2 separate regions of the Mus musculus genome follow, and region 2 is linked to region 1. Evidence: chromatin loops called from intact Hi-C (ENCODE). Cell type or tissue: heart. All regions are shown on one strand.

Evidence for each region. A loop is a pair of places that touch in the nucleus more often than their neighbours do. Peaks named below come from ENCODE experiments on the same cell type or tissue, not always from the same donor. Only the 100,000 strongest peaks of a DNase experiment are listed, where the experiment ranks them.
Region 2: it touches region 1 in a loop (5-fold over the local background); 16 of 42 quality-filtered maps call a loop at or near these places.

What each region holds. Positions count from the first base shown.
Region 1 is chr12:76,997,744-77,002,743 of GRCm38, forward strand. All of the region lies in intron 1 of Gm35041 (a long non-coding RNA gene), which reads left to right. Among named protein-coding and RNA genes, the nearest start is that of Gm35041, 28 kb to the left of the region's middle. In heart, CTCF peaks have their summits at 2,496 (motif pointing right) and 3,456 (motif pointing right); DNase peaks (open chromatin) are centred at 2,508 and 3,398; H3K27ac peaks cover 202 bases; H3K27me3 peaks cover 1,300 bases.
Region 2 is chr12:77,236,824-77,241,823 of GRCm38, forward strand. Fut8 (fucosyltransferase 8) reads left to right here and starts at 1,281. Exons shown (of 12, transcript NM_016893.5): 1 at 1,281-1,376. 9530018F02Rik (a long non-coding RNA gene) reads right to left here and starts at 2,403. Exons shown (of 1, transcript XR_003950200.1): 1 at 1-2,403. In heart, CTCF peaks have their summits at 2,235 and 4,250; DNase peaks (open chromatin) are centred at 1,208 and 1,918; H3K4me3 peaks cover 2,613 bases; H3K27ac peaks cover 2,110 bases.

The DNA of each region.
Region 1 (5,000 bases):
AGAGGAAAGAAAGTATACATATGTGAAATTGTCAAAGAACAAATTTAATCAATTAAACCTATTCCTGGTAAAACATCCCAAGGGGGATTAGCCGTGGGCAATTTAATTTTTCATATACTCAAGTGCATTTTTCAAAGTTTCCACAATGATTATAAGGAGAGGTAAGAAGGAATAGGGATGGGGGGAGAGGGGAGGAGAGAGGGGGGTGGGGAAGGAGAGGGAGAGAGAGACTGCCTAAGGTCTCTCTTAGGTAGAAAGGTAATGTGTATTCAATACTCTGATTCCAAATTTTTCTCTGTGTTCGCTTTCGCTTGGTTCTCCCTTAAGTGTGTTCTGACGTCCATTTCTGTCAAGACTTCAGGATTTAGCTCAAAGAGGGGTGGGGGGGGGGAGGGGGAGAGAAGCTCTGGCTTGTCTCAGCTTGTCTTAGCTTGTCCTTAGCTTGGTGGTGGTTGTGGCTGAGAGCGAAGATGGGCCATTTTCCTGAGATTTAGTTGCGTCTATGTAGTCGAAGGCCTTTTCCACACTCCCCATGGCGGATCTTGATGAAAGAGGCAGTCTGTGGTTCTAAACTGTTCTTGACTGTTCATGGTGGAAAATGGATGCATACCGTACCTCTCAGGGTGAACCTGAGATGAAATACCTTTAGCGGGCAGGAATGTTTGGGGCCTCTAGGTACCTCATTAGCCTGCAGAACTCAGTTCTGGGCCTAGGTGACCATAGGTCACGTTTCCTTAAATGGGGAGTGTGGCACGTGTTCAAGGCCCGGAATCTGACAGGGAGTGGGGAATCGCCTAAGTCTCAGGTGTGTACCCACCGAGTCTCCAGGTCTCAACCCGCTCTACCCACCAAGCTTCCTGGCACGGTTTTACCTCCCACAGATTTCATCTTTCTCGGGGGTGGAGTCAGGGGAAGATTGAGGTGAGTGAATAGCGCCTCCAGAGGGACATCTGAGGAGATGCCAACCCTGGGGTGGGCTGCTGATCGTGGGGTCATCGTACCTTTGGCTTTGTGGTTTGGTTCTCTGTACCCCTCACCCCTGACCCTGGAATGCCTTGATAGCTGAATAGACAGCACATGGTGAGTAGATCTGGTCTCTTGGGCTTCTGGGAGCTGGGTTTTCTCAGCCGACTTGTTTCTATAGTTGGAAACTGCTCCCCGAGGCTGTGACTGGACCCATGTACTCCTTCCTCTGGGGCAAAGGCAGGCTCCTCATCCACCCGAGCAGGATAAAGTAAGAAGGGTATGGGTCAAGGCCGGCCATATTTTTCACATCAGGAAGTCTTGGGGTTCCTACAGAGACCCCTGCTGGGATGGGGCTTTTGCACTGAGGCAGGTTTGTGAACCAAAGGAGAACAGGGAATTGGGCACTGAGGCAAGGAGGCAGAGGGCAGAAGGAGGCTTGCTTTCCGAGATGTCACAGTGTCCCCAAGTCTCCTGTCCAGCTGGTTAGACAAGAAAAAGACAGGGAAGAAGGAGTGACAGGAAGGAAGGAGGAGTGATGGGAGGAAGGAGGAGTGACAGGGAGGAAGGAAGAGTGACAGGGAGGAAGGAGGAGCAATGGGGAAGAAGGAGTGACAGGACAGTGAAGAAGATCTTTGGGTGGGACAGAGCCTCCTGAGATGGTCTAGACTATATGCTATAGAGGATATTCCAACTGGCATTCCTCATTTCCCATTTGGAGTCAGTTTTGCTGGAGTGAGACTCACTTGTGTCTACTCATGAAAGTGTCCCAGTGGTAAACATTCCGGAATTCAGTTGAGTGAAAAATTTCATTTCTCCTAGAGTTAAACAATAGTTGGGGCTGGAACGGTTGTTCGGAGGTTGTGACACATACTGCTCGTGTAGAGGACCTGAGGTCAGTTCCTAGCATCCTAGATAGCTCACAACTGCCTGTGCCTCCAGCCATAGGGAGATCTGGTACGTCTAACCCCCAGAAACAGCTGCACTCATATGCACACCCCCACCTCCCACACACATACACAGATAAAAAAAAAAGAGGCAAGTTAGAGCATGTTAGGGCTAGCTTCTGCAGCTTGCGAGAGGTCACCTGCAAAATCGTCAAAGGCTTGTGAGTCATTATGTTTGTAGCTGGTGATTGGCCATGAGGATTTACACCACAGACATTGGCAAACAGAACAAATTAGGACCTAGCCCTGCTGGAGCCCTGGTAAATTCGAATTTACCAGAATGTTCTATGACACAGAATACCATTGGCCTCATGGTTTGAGTTCGCTATGGTTTTTGAGAAGGATGACGCCGGTGTCCACTTTGAGCTTCATCTCTGATGTTATAAGGGCTGAGTACGAGATTTTGGTCTACACTATCTTAAATGAAATCTAGGTCACCTTGCCTTCGGTTCTTTCCACTTCCCTTATCTTACACATAAACGAGAGAGACCAAGGCTGATGAGGATGGAATCTCCTGCATCTGGTGTCCCTAGTACCCTGTAGCAGCTGCAGCAACCCCTCTGAGCCAGTAGTATGGGGATGTCTGAATTCTCCTAGATGCCAGCAGAGGGCACTATAGGACCAAGGATGGGTCAGTTCCAGCTTCTAGTTGTATACACTCTCTGGGGGTGCTGGAGGGGGTGGTGGTGGTGGGGAAGCCAACCAAACAAAAACTAATTTGAAAGAATTAGAAAGAGGCCGAACTGAACTGGTAACTTTTAGGTGAGGCATCAATTTAAAACATTGCAGCACTTGTGACCATAGTAAAAATCTGTAGCACTTGGCAATTTACAAGCCCTTATGCCCACACCTTTTAAACCTGACAACCCCCTGCACAGGTGTAAGTGTCGCTGGGCAGCAGGAGATGCTGGTGTGTGCTCAGGAGGTAGAGGGTCTGTGGGTCAGTCCTGGTCCTGCCACTGATTTTGGACAGGACACAAAAGATTCAGATTGCTTTTGGGAAACTGACACACAACAGACACACACACACACACATAGTACATACATCTCACACACACACACACACACACACACACACACACACACACACAGCACATATAACACACGGCTCTGCATGTACCAAGCACTCAGGAGACATTAGCAGTTGCTTATTACAGATACAACTACACCAGGCACCTGAGCTGAGTGTGAAAACGAAGCCCCAGGCCATATCATTAGTAAGGGGAAAGCCAGAGCTGAAGCCCCACCTCTTCTAACTGAGGGTTCTTGCCTCTGGCCACCAGCTGTCTCCCAGCTGTCACTGTCACAGCTTCCAGCTGTGCTGACAATTCTGTCCCCCATGCTGGGGTACTTGGGGACTCCTTGATCTACCACCCATGTCATTAATTTGCTTAGTAACTTAATTTTCTGAGAGCCCCCCCACAGTTAATGTCAGTCAGCGGCTGGCTAACTGTGCCTCATGATCTAAGTCTGAATGCTCAAAATGAGCTCCATTTGCTGCTCCGGACAGTGTAAGCCTGGTTACACAAATTCAAATGACCTCAGGGCCAGCAGGGGGTGGTGTAAAGGGATAGTGGAAATTCTGGGCCTTCTGCCACGAAGTCGCCACACAAGCCTTGTTAGCTGTTTTTCCTTCCTTCCTTCCTTCCTTCCTTCCTTCCCTCTCTCTCTCTCTCCCTCCCTCCCTCCCTCCCTCCCTCCCTCCCTCCCTCTCTCCCTTTCTCTCTCTCTCTCTCTTTCTTTCTTTCTTTCTTTCTTTCTTTCTTTCTCTCTTTCTCAGTTACAGGCTTTTTTTTTTTTTTTTTTTTTTTTTTTTTTTTTTTTTTTTTTTAGTGTGTGCATGTTCATACAGGTATATGTGTATGTGTAGCTAAAGATCATATTATATGTGTGTCAAGGTTAGAGGTCAGCTTTGCTGGTTGTGTCTCACAAGCCCTTCACCTTGCTTTTTGAGGTAAGGTCTTATGCTGTTCTGGGGCTTGCAGACTCAACTTGGCTGGTAGGTCCCAGAAATCCTCCTGCCTCCACATTCTCAGCTCTGGAATTATAGGTCGCCTGTCACCATACACCTGACTTTTTTCCCCATGGGATCCGGGGGCTGAGCTTCGTCACTGAGCCATCTCTCAGCATCCCCACCCTCTTCACAATGCTTTTCAAGCACAGAAATTATGTACTGTTATGTGAAATAGCTAAACTGATATCCCCCCCTTTTAAGCTTTATAAAAGAGACCATGAAGACCCAAATACATTATGTTAGGGCATACACATAATGCGGCTACAGGCTAGCAATCACTGTGCAAGCCTTGGGAAGGGAAAGGAGGGAGATTTTCTGGCTACCGGCACCATTCCTAGGGTCAATAAAAGCATTCTACTTCTGTGTGGAGATCTTTATCAAAGCCAGTGAATTTTGTCCAATTGGCCATTTTCTCCCTTTAGCTGAGCTAAGGAGTTTTGCTCTTTCTGAGGGAATCAGTCCCTGTCCACGCAGTGTTGGAAGTTTCTGGATGAAGAATTAGCATGCTTAGAATCTGCTGCAACCTGTGGAGCAACTAGGCAAACTTCAGACAATCCCAACCTGCTTCCCTCACCCCCAACACATACAGTACACACACCACACACCACACACACAGTATACACACACACACACACACACACAGAGTACACACACACAGTACACACACACACACAGAGTACACACACACAGTACACACACACACACACACACACACATACATACACACACACACACACACACACACACACACACACACACACACACATTCTCCCCTCTACAGAAACCTGCCTAGAGGAGCCATCCCCACTCTGAGTACTGGGCCAGGAGCCTCATTGCTGACATGTAGTAGTTCCTTTCAGTTCCAGTTTCAATTAGGACCTCATTCTTGCTTGCTCTTTAATACTCAAGACACATAAAGCCGGTACCATAGTCCCTGGAGTGAGTTAAAGCTTGTATCCAAAGTGTGTCTTATGGGTTAAGATCCAAATACCAAGATGGATGTCAGCGTAAGGAAGAACTGTGGAGCATGTCTGTGAGTGATAAAGGTGGAGAGCAGGGGTGGGTGGCAACAATGT
Region 2 (5,000 bases), 240 kb after region 1:
GCAGCGTACTGTGACACTGAGCAGAGACCTGAACTGCTGAAGAACTACTTTCTCACTGTATTTCAGAGTCATCAGTTTGGCGCTTTCTTATATACTATGCTGTTCTATAAAGATGTACTAAGTTCTTCACAAATATTTCTAGTGGCTTTTTCTTAAATAGAAAGTAGGTGGGATGCTTTGATTCCTATAGTTTTAATATTTCCTAGGAGATAATTAAAGCCAGATTAAAGGAGCAGAGAGTTCGAGGCACACATAAAACTTTGAATGTAGAGATCTTCAAGTACTGCAAATGGTAGCGTGTGTTAATTAACTAGAAATGGTTCCTCTTTTTCCCTTGAATACATTCAAGCCATACATCCTTGTTAAAGTGCTTTTTAAATGCTGTGCTGAAGCCTCAAAGTAAACATTTTACCTCTGACTCCTAAAAATGTTCCAGGCTGTGGGTGTAGCCCAGGAGAAAACACACCCTTAGCATGCACATACTCACACAAAAGGAAAAATAATTCAGGGTTTTGACTGTTGAAATTTTAGCCCTTAATCCATCTAAGTACAGTATAAGCCTAAATTTTGCTTATTTGCAACAGAGAACTGAGAGTCTCACGGAAGTTATCTACGCATTTAATAAATGACTACAGATTTGTTGAATGATGACACCCAAGCTTTTTGGCTAGATCATAATTCTGACTTCACCAGAGTTTTGTGTGACCTTCAATAAGCCACGGTGTTTTCTCAGAGAGCTTTATTTCGAAGAGACATTAACCCAGTCACAGGTCCGGAAAAGCTTCTCAGGGTGCGGAGCTCCTGAAGGCACAGGCATTTTTTTTTTTTTCCTTTTTAAAAAGCACTGTCCTTTGCATTTTAGAAACACAGTTCCTGATATAGAATAAACATTGGGAATTTATGAGAGTTATTAGGTAGGTTGCATTCTTGGCAGGCTACGACCTCTTTAATGTCTTTTCTGTGTTTTTTTGATTACTAGCATATAAAAGGGTGGCCCTGTTTACTCAGAGATACGTTTCCAAAGTATTTACTAGTATTTATCTGTGCTGGGAGGAATAATTGTCTTGAGGGCAGCTTTTCTACTCAGTCACCCGGCTGAGTCCTCAGGCTTGGGATCTGGTCCCCAGGCTACAGGGAAGAGTTCGGCACGGGAAGCTCATCTTCCGGCCCTCTGATTGGCCAGTTCGCACTCCACTCACTGGTTTTCCCGCTCTGATTGGCCCCGGCAGCACCCCTTCGGCCCGCGACTACTTTGTGTGCCCTGGCTGCGCGGCTGGGTCCTCCCGCCCAGCTCGCCCTCCCGGACGGTCTGTCGGAGGTAGCCCTTCGGCACTCGGCTCAGCATCGCGGGCGTCAGGATCCCCGAGTGCGAGCGGGTAGGAAGCATCCTAGGGAAAAGCCTCTCCTCTCCTGTACTCAATAAACTTCCGCCTCCGAAGGGCTGAGGCAGCAGCGGCTGCGAACGGCCGGGCTTCGAACTCGGGCTCTGCGGGGTTCTTTCTCTTCAGATGAAGACAGAGCCCGCAGGGTAGCCGGACCGCCCGGAGCCGAGGTGGCACTGTGTGCTGGTGCCTCAGCGGATGAGCAGCAGAGAGTACCCCGAAACTAGTACAGAGCCCTATTGAGCCCCAGCGGGGTGCGCCTCTGGGTGGTGGGCCAGGCCGGCCAGGGCGTGGGGAGCGCTGCTCCCCTCAGCCTCCGACCCTCAGGCGGCCTTCGCCTGTAGAGACCAAAGCCGGAGCCCGCGCGCGGCCGCTGTCCGGCTGGAACTCGGGTCCCGCCGTGGCCCGGTGGATGCTGCAGCTCCGCTGTCCACCCGCACAGAGAGGAAGGGGACGGGGCGGAGCCTGTGCACATGCCAGGGTCGCTGGAGGAGGCCGCGGCCGGCGCATGCGCGCCCTCCCCCAGCAGGCTGGGACGCCGAGGGGCGCGCGCCCCTCTCCGCGCGCGCACGCTCGCTCGCTCGCTCCCTCGCTCGCGCCGGCCGGCGGCTTCCCCGCCTGCGCTCCCGGTCGGAGCCACTCCGGCGCGTGCGCGCGTGGTCTCGGGCCGACCCGAGTGGCCGGGTTCTCTGGGCTCCAGGCCCCCGCCGCCCCCTCCCCGGCTCCCAGCCAACCCGTCCCTCCCTTTCCTCACGGAATGGGGCCGGCGCTGCTCGGGGTCGCGCGTCCTGGACCCGGCTCGCGCTCGGTCTCGCGCTGTCAGCCGCTGCCTGGCTCGCGCCGCCTTGCGCTTTCCCTCAGTCAGTGGCGCCGAAGGCTCCGTTAAGCGGCGGCCGCGGTTCCTGTTTCCGTTTCTTCCTCTCCCTTCAGTCGGGAGTAGCATCCTCCACCCCAGCACCCCTCCCACTCTCCCGCCGCGGCCAGCTGCAGCTGGAGGCAGCGGCGGCGGCGACGGGGGACGGCGCCGACCGCCTCGCTCCCGCCTCGGGTAAGGGGGCGTTAGGGAGCCGGGCCCCGCGCGCCGCGGACTCCAGGACGGGGCGGGCGCGGGCTCTGTGGAGCCTGGGCTCGGGGCGCTCCTTCGTCCTCCCGCCGATACCGGGCCTGTTGCTGCAACTGCTGCAGCCGTTGCTCAGCCAGCGGCCCCGGGAAAAGTGGGGAGGGAGCCTCCGGGACACCCCGGCGTAGCCTTGGCCCCTTGGGTGAGGGGCGCCGCGGCGTCGGGCATCCCAGGACCTATGGGATGGGGGCGGGGTGGGAGGTGTCCCTCAGCGAATCTCTGCATCTGCCGCTCCTTGCCCCCGCAGCCGGGTCCCCACGGTCAGACCGTGGGAAGGTGGGTTCCTTTGCTTTGCTTTGCTGTGTGGGCTTCTGGGGCTGGAAATCAGAGTGAACCTGCACAAAGATGCGTTCTGGCTAGTGGCTGAGGCAGGGTAGTTAATGGCCTGGGTGCCTCGGTATCCCCTCCCTTTGATCTGCGAATGACAAGCTGGAGGCTGTGGAGTGTCTCAACTTATTTGGGAAGGTTAAATGAGTCATATCAGCTCAGCGGAGGTCTGTCCTGCTGGAGTTGGGGTGGTTTGTCGGTAGCAGCACCTGTTCTCTGGATGTGGGCTTTGCAATCCTCAGAGACGTAATTCTTAAGTTAAATGGCACTGTCATGGTTAGGGTTTCGCACCCTGGTGAGCTTTTAGCGCTTTGCCTTAAACGTGGAGGCCTTGGAGAAAAGCAAAGAAAGTAGTGTTTTTCCTTGTGTCTAATTCTGCACGTTACTTTTAAGAAAACGCAAGAAGGTGAGCCCAGGAAAACCATATCCTCCCGTACCTCCCGTAGATCACTCCGAACTTAAAGGTTTCAGGGAACAAATGCAATGGAAGTTTTTATCAATTTAAGAGTTAAATTTATCACAAGTCACTGACTTAACTTTGCCTTTGCTCCGTAGAAACTCTTAAGAAGGTTTTATTTTAGTTGTCTTGTTCTTCCTGGGGTTAAGTGCTTATTTATTTTCTTGGTTAAAGTTCTGTGTAATATGCATACTTCTTTTAAAGGGTATATCATATATAAAGTATTTTAGGGGAGAAATTATATACTGAAGCAAAGAAGTAAGATGCTTCTTTTCTTTAAGGCAACATAGGAGTCTCTGACAATAGTACGCTCCTGTACATTGCTGTCCTTCTGATAAGAAGTCTTAATTATAAATACGACAGTATTTTAACACACATATATATAGCATTTGAAATTGCAGGCCGAGTGAAAATGTAGGGAACAAGAGACGACTAGGCTGTAAGCATATGAGGGTGGCTTGGAGGTTTGGGTTTTCAGTTTGCTGTTATAAATCGAGAATTCTGTTTGAGTTGAAGAGCTGAACAGCTGGAATGAAACTTGCATAGATTGCAGGAACGTGCAGAAATGTCTTTGATCAGATAGTGAGTTAATATGAAGGGTGTCTTGTGATCTACTAGGAGAGTGATTCAAAATAACTTAAATATGACACACTACAGATTGTATTTTAAGGATTTTTTTAAAATCTAAAAGTCATTTGAGGTTGTTTTCTCTGTAAGTCAGCTGTATTTGATATATATAGAACGGAGACCAAGACAATCATTCTGATTCTATAATGTGGTCTTTAAAAAAATAAAATCTAAATAATTTTTTTCCAAAGGAGTAACAGTGACCTCAAAAGTGATGAATTTTGAAATTTTCTAGTGTGTCACAAAATGTGTGTGTGTGTGTGGTTTTTTTTTTTTTTTTTTTTTTTTTTTTTTTTAAATGCAGTTATTTTAGGTTGGTCTGGAGGGGGAGCTAGTGCCAAAGCAAAGTGTAGCTTAATAGCTGTTTGAACTTTTTAAACATCTAACCAGATTTTTATGACCAGGAGAAGTATACATTTTTTTAATTAAAACACTAGAGGTATTGATGTGGACATAGTAACTGTTCATAGTTATTTGTGGGGTGTGTATATTGGATATTAGAAATTAGTTTTAGAAATCGATCATGAATAATGAAAGCAGGTGTTTAAGTGTTTTGAGTTTCTTATCTACAATTCTGAAAATGTGTACTACAACTTGAATGTGCTGTAGCATCTCACTCCTCTCAGGCAGTGCGTTGATAGTGGACTGTGCTCCTGACCCTCTGCTCGTATTGAGTATTCTTGCTTTATAAAATCTGCACTCCCAAAAAGGTAAAACAAAAAGCCAAAAGATAAAAAGCTTCAAGCAGAGTCCTGGAGAGATAGATATATTCACTGTGTAGTGAATTCTCTCTGTTAAAACCAGATAATTTTAGTAAAGAAATGTTGGATAGTTGGACAGCAGTCTCAAGGTCATTTTGCAGCCTATTATATGTTGAATTTGTTTGAATATAGAATAGTTATTTTTATGATGTGTGACATTTTGTTTAATTTCTAAAGTATATGGGTTTGATTTGTGTCTGATCACTCACATGCTCTTTAAATCTACAAAAATTGATAATGATGTGTATTTAAAAATTATTAAAATATTTATTTTTTTGAGGGTAGTGATGAGCCTTTTGCTATTCACATTCTTAAGTAAATAGAAC